Linked DNA regions of Mus musculus: region 1 is linked to region 2. The links are chromatin contacts, found by Hi-C or POLR2A ChIA-PET in ENCODE. All regions are on one chromosome and are shown on one strand. Each heading gives the region's core, a stretch centred on a gene start or an enhancer-like site at or near the end of the contact. The rest is flanking DNA. Distances are from core to core; before and after follow the strand shown.

What was found. A loop is a pair of places that touch in the nucleus more often than their neighbours do. ChIA-PET counts read pairs that join two places held with the same protein, here RNA polymerase II (POLR2A).
Region 1: a loop to region 2 is called in a map of heart, with 3 times the contacts of the local background. The contact joins the promoter of Plscr1 here to the promoter of Plscr4 in region 2. A Hi-C loop is called at or near these places in 3 of 37 maps with a recorded cell type or tissue (all heart). POLR2A ChIA-PET finds 5 or more read pairs at or near these places in 1 of 5 experiments (embryonic stem cell).

Annotation. Positions count from the first base shown.
Region 1 is chr9:92,248,508-92,251,494 of GRCm38, reverse strand. It overlaps Plscr1 (phospholipid scramblase 1), which reads right to left and starts at 1,301. Exons shown (of 9, transcript NM_011636.2): 1 at 1,135-1,301.
Region 2 is chr9:92,455,915-92,458,891 of GRCm38, reverse strand. It overlaps Plscr4 (phospholipid scramblase 4), which reads right to left and starts at 1,514. Exons shown (of 9, transcript NM_178711.3): 1 at 967-1,514.

The DNA of each region.
Region 1 (2,987 bases), core at 52-2,551, 210 kb after region 2:
CCGGGGGTGCTTTTTATTAAGCTTCCCTGGTTCCTGGTACCCAGTATTTAGTTCCAACTGCTAAGCCGCTAAGCCGGAAGAAGAGAGTGTAATTGTTTGGGAAGAAAGTATAATTGTTTGTCTTGGAACAGAGAGATGGCCCTACCTAACTTCCAGGAATAAGATTACGGAAATCAAGCCACGCAGGAACCATGGGGAGAGTTGTAGGGATGGGGGCTGTGTCAAGTATTTGATATAATAAAAGCTAGTTTCCACCTTTCCACTTGGTACTTTATCAAGCTTATATTAACTGATTCAAAAGTGAGAACTCTTTTTGTTGTTTTGGTTGGCTTTCCTGTTTTGTTTCTGTAGCACTGGCTGTCTGAGAACTTGCTCTATAGACAAGGCTAGATTCGAACTCATAAATATGCCTGCCTCTTCCTTTAATAAGTGGCTTGAATCTTTAAGTCTTTTACTGTTAACATTTTCAGGGAAGAGATGAATATACAAGAAAAAAAAAACTGTCAGAGTCCAAGGTCTGTAACAAAAGACTGAATGTACACCTAGTGTAGTGGTCTTACCCATTCGGACCTTTACCCGCTTACATCCCCTACTTTTGTATTCTAGAAGGCTATGTATAGTTTTACTAGCCACAATCCCAAAGAAACCTGGGTTAAAGAGCAACAGGCTCTTTGAACGGTTTCTCTTCTTTTATTTCCCCTTCCCTTTCCTGCAACGGGAATCCAACTTGGGCTCGGCGCATTTGAAAAGAGCGCTACCACAGAGCTACAAGTGAGCCCAGCTTCTGCACTGCATCAGGACTGCTCTTGGCTGTGAAGCAGTGTGCTAAACTGGAGACGATCCCGTGGGAACTAGCGAAGAAGGGTCACGAGTGTGGATTGCCGAGCAGCGGCCCGGACAGCAGAGCTTCTGGCTGAGTTCCCTCCCCACTTCCGGGGTCACGAGCCCAAGTCTTTCGGCCATTGCTCCCAGTCTTCAGACCATAACCTCTGCCGCCTGAGCAAACCGCCTCCAGCCCTTGCTCTTGCTCCCTCTCCACCCATCCGCATCTCCCGCGCCCATCACCGTACCCGGCTCCTTTGTGCGCACAGATCCGCGAGCTCTGTCCCGGAACGCGCAGAAAGCGGGACTCACCTGAGGCTCCTTCTGTTCTGAAGTCCGTGAGTCCCAATCCCTTGCTGGTGGCGCTGCAGTAGCCCGGCTTTCCCTCGCAGAGGGGACTCACTCTGAATGACGCGAGCTCTGCCTGCACTCCTGAATCCTCTAGCTGCGCCCAGAGGCCTGGCAGGACCTTGCCCGCCCCGCCCACCAGCAAGGCAAAAGGAAGTGGGATTTTGATTGCCTTGGAAAGAAAGGCTATTCATCACCTGGGGAGTGGCCTCTTCTCGGAACTTTCTTTACACTGCCTGATCTCAACCACCCAACCTATTTGGGTACTGTGCGGGAAATCGGGCTTCCTCAAACTTACTTTCCTGCTTTGCACACTTTCTTAAGTATGCATCGATTACCACATCTGTTCCATCAGCCCTGTTTGCACTTTCAAGTTTGTTGATCTCTTTCCTAGCAGATTTCTCTCCTCTTTTTAAAAATCTTATGGGTTTTATATAACCGTTTCACGCCGTTTGCTGGTAGCAGTCTTTGCTTTCTTTTTACTACAGTCTGTGAAAAAGTACCACCCTTAACTAGAAAACATTCAGGTTTGGTTTGAACTGTGCGGCTCACTCACCAGAAAAATCAGCATCTGTTTTGTTTAGTAAAGCGGTGCTTCTTAAATTACAGCCCGAGAAGAGTCACCGAGCTGAAACTACATTAGGTCATGCCTTCAAAGATTCTGACTTAGTATGCCTCGTGTGGACATTTCTAAGAAATTTCCAATTATCTAAAAATACCTTCCTATGACACAGAAGGTATTTTTCCCCCGCCTGCATTTTATGCATCATTTGGTACTCTTGGGGGAGGGAGAGTTATGAAAGGATGATGAAAGGGTTACAGGTGAATTTTGAGTCTTCACTCTTCTTTCCCTGTGATTGGTGCGTTTCTAAGTATATTCAACTAAAAATCTGGGGAGCATCTTGGGAGGGGCCCACTACTTGCATATGTGTATATTTCTGCATGTACATAAATACCAGTGTGCATAGAATATACTGTTCTTCCATAGAAAGCCATGATGCATGGAAAAGTGAACCTCACATATAAAGAGTCTGAGACCATGGCACTCCAATGCTGGAGAAAGGAACCGGGAACTTAGCATCGCTCAATGTGATTTGTAACTTCAACTGGCTTGCTGTTAGGCACTCAGGATGTTTATCTTTATTCTTTAGCTGATTTCATACTCGGAGCAAACAAGGATCTTCACTGTCCACTCTTTGCATAAATGGGATCATTTCATTTGAATTTTAATTTAAGCAGTTGGAGTATTTTTATAGGTAAAACCTTGTAGAAGTGAAACATTGGGGCGTTCTGTCTAAGTAAGAGTCTTCCTACTGTCTTCACCTCTGTTGTGTTTCCTAGGCTAACTGCTGTTACCAGTAGCTCCAAGACTTGGCCACAGGGGAGTCGGTGAGCTAGGGCTTCATGGGCAGCCGCTGCTGGGTAGTGGCTCACTCTGTGTTTGTTTCCTTTCCTAATGTCTTCATACCTCAAGCCCACCTAAGTTTTCTACTTAGAAAAACTAGCCTCAGCCAACAGTTTAAATGTTGAATCACTAACACTAACTCGTTATTAATATCAGGAAGTCAAGTTATTTTAGGCAATGTGTCTTCCTACGTTCCAAACTTTAATAGCGTACTGAAGATACAACAGGTAACTGAATAGACATGTTCCTGTTTGGTTGTGGTGGTGGTGGTGGTGTGTGTGTGTGTGTGTGTGTGTGTTGGTGTGAGTGTATGTGTGGCATGCTGCTTCCTAGATGTATATTAAACTCCAGGCTCTGTAATCTTTAGTACACATCTTTCCGGGTTGTTTGAGGCTTTAATGTATTGTCCATA
Region 2 (2,977 bases), core at 265-2,764:
AATAAATTTGTCATTTTTCTGTTATTTATACTAAAGTGTGTTTTCACTGTACTTTCCTGTAGTTGAGCCTCAAAAGACTTACAAAGTGTGATGCAACTGGAATGCTTATTAACTTTGTTATTGTCCCTAGGCACTTAAATTATGCATAATGTGCCATCTTTGTGTCCTCTGTTCTGGTGATGTCATTGGGCCATACAATGTGACAGTGTGGCTACTTTAAGGGTTACATAATGCCTTGCTTCCTTATTTCCCATAACAAGGAGCTGGAAGGTGGAGGTTGTGTGTTTACTTCTGCAGTAACATCTGTATCCCAGAAGTATCTTGGAAATCAACCTTACTGCATAATGTCTTCATAATATACTTCTGTTACTCTTGCTGGCTCCACTTAAACTACTATAGACAAAATAAAAGCGCAAACATACTGCGGTTCTTAAAAGTGGGTACATCCACACAATATAAGATATAAAATTCTAAGTCCTAAAAGGCTAATATTGTACTCTGTAAAGTAATGGGGGGGGGGGACACAAACAAACAAACAAACAAAAACTTGTCTCTATCTTTTAGCCCCTGCCAGTAAAACCTTGCAAAGTTATCTGAAAACATCTATGCCCAAGGCCCTAGGAGAGACCCACAGAGCTGCAAGGAGGGGACAGGCTCCACTGGTGCAAGAGGGAAAAGTGTGGAGAGGGTCTCCTGGGAAGGGCCTGCACCCTCGAGAGTTCATGTCACCAGGGCCGAATGATGCTCCCATAGAGCCTTCACCCAGCACCCCATTGTCCTATCAAGAGCCGGGGGAAACCAAGCGGACCCCAACACAAGAAACCCCACCCCGCTCCACAAAGCGAAAGTTGCGCAACCACCTGCGGCTGAGCTGCCCCGCCTCCTCCACTGTCACGGAGCCCGCGCCCTCCATCCCGCATCCCCCTAATCTCCCAGGGTCCCCCGCTCCCCGCTGGCCCCTCTCACCGCCCGCAGCTGCAGGCGTCGCCGGCTGAGCTCGCTGTCCTGCCTGGGGGAAGGCGAGAGGCGCCGAGGAGCTGGGACGATCCACGCGGGGCAGCCGGGGGAGCCTTCCCGGGAGGGCTTCCTGCAGGGTGGGGCGCCGGCGTCCTGAACCCTAGCCAAACGCAGGGTAAACAAGTTGTGGGCGCCAGCGAAGCCCGCGGGGTTGAGCTCCGAACCGCTCCTCTGCTGGTGGCGGGAAGCAGCTGGTCTACCAGCCTCACTGCTCGGCTCTCATTCCCATCCCTGGAGGAGACCAGTTTGATCTGGGAGGGAGAGGGACTAGGACTGGGGTGCTGGTGGGGGTAGAAGCAGGCTCAAGATTTCTGACTCTCTAAAGAGGACTTTGGTTACTTGGTTAATTGCTGCTGTCAGGCACACATAGTTTTATCAAATTAAAGTGGTTCGGTCCGGTACAGTTAGCTGAAGGAAGTGGACGAACCAAATGTCCTTTGACCTCACTCAGAACCACAACTGGGCACAGCCTGACCTGAAGAAGCTGCCGAGAACTTGGCCTTGCAGGCTGCGCTCTGGGAGGAGTTTACATGGGGGTGGAGTTCTGGAATTTTCCATTTTCCCTCGCACATGATTTGTCAGAATAGATTTAACAATTAATAATGTTCTGGTCGGTAATATCTGCCAAGAATACTTCTCAAATGAAGAAATACAGCCTTTTATTGAAAGCATGAAACAAACAAACTGACATCAAAGTCTTAGCGAGATGTAATGGTTTGAGTTTGTTAGAGGGACCAAGAAATTGAGCTTGTGAGTGTGAATATCTAGATTGGCCTCATGAGAGATACCAAAAGCATTCAAGATCAAAACATGTCTGTGGAAAGAGAGGCCCATTGGTCTTGCAAATTTTATATGCCTCAGTACAGGGGAACGGCAGGGCCAAGAAGTGGGAGTGGGTGGGGGGATATATGGGGGACTTTTGGGATAGCATTGGAAATGTAAATGAAGAAAATACCTAATTAAAATAAAATTTTAAAAAATCATGTCTGTGAAGCATTGCTTGGAAGACAAATCAAATATATGAGAGCAACCACATAGGCACTCAGGAGCTATGAGCCAACCACATAGGCACTCAGGAGCCATGAGCCACCGCAGAATTCATGGGCTTTTGCATTTCCAGAGCAGGTGTCCAGCCTGAATTCCTGAGGGTTTGGGGGTGGGGGCTGATACACACTTTCTTTATGAATCCCTACTGCAACGTGCCTCTGTCTCTTTGACACTCTTGGGGAGGGAGAGGTGTTTTGTGTTGTGTTTACAACAGTCTTAATGTCAGTAATGGAGCAGTTCAGTAAAATTAAAGTTTCCCCAGGTTCCATTTCCTCAATCCTGTGTTTTTACTGTAATGTTCACAAACGCACAAGCTGTAAAACTATACAGAATATGGCATTTGGGTCAGCCATCAGTTACTTGGGTTTTGACAAAACTTAGATTAAAAAAAAAAAGGCAGCATTTATAGTGTCCCATGTGTGTGATTTCTTTCTTTCTTTGTTTGTTTGGTTTTTTTTTTTTTTTTTTTTTTTTTTTTCGAGACAGGGTTTCTCTGTGTAGCTTTGGCTGTCCTGGAACTCACTCTGTAGACCAGGCTGGCCTGGAACTTAGAAATCTGCCTGCCTCTGCCTCCCGAGTGCTGGCATAAAAGGTATATGCCACCACTGCCCCGTGTGATTTCTTGACTTAACTGGTTTTGCTTGCTTGCTTGCTTGCTTGCTTGCTTGCTTGCTTGCTTGCTTGCTTGCTTGCTTGTATCTGTATTTTTCCGTTCTCTTGAGCCTCTAAGTCTGCTTTTCTTTTCTGGCACAACCTTTGAGATGATTCCACAGCCTTTCTAAAATCTTAGCATATTTTATGCTGTATATTATGTTGACTTTTAAAACAGATACTTACACACACAAAGTAAAGGGTTACATTGTGACATCTTCTTACATATGTGTCAATATACTTGGTTGTTATCCAAGCTTCT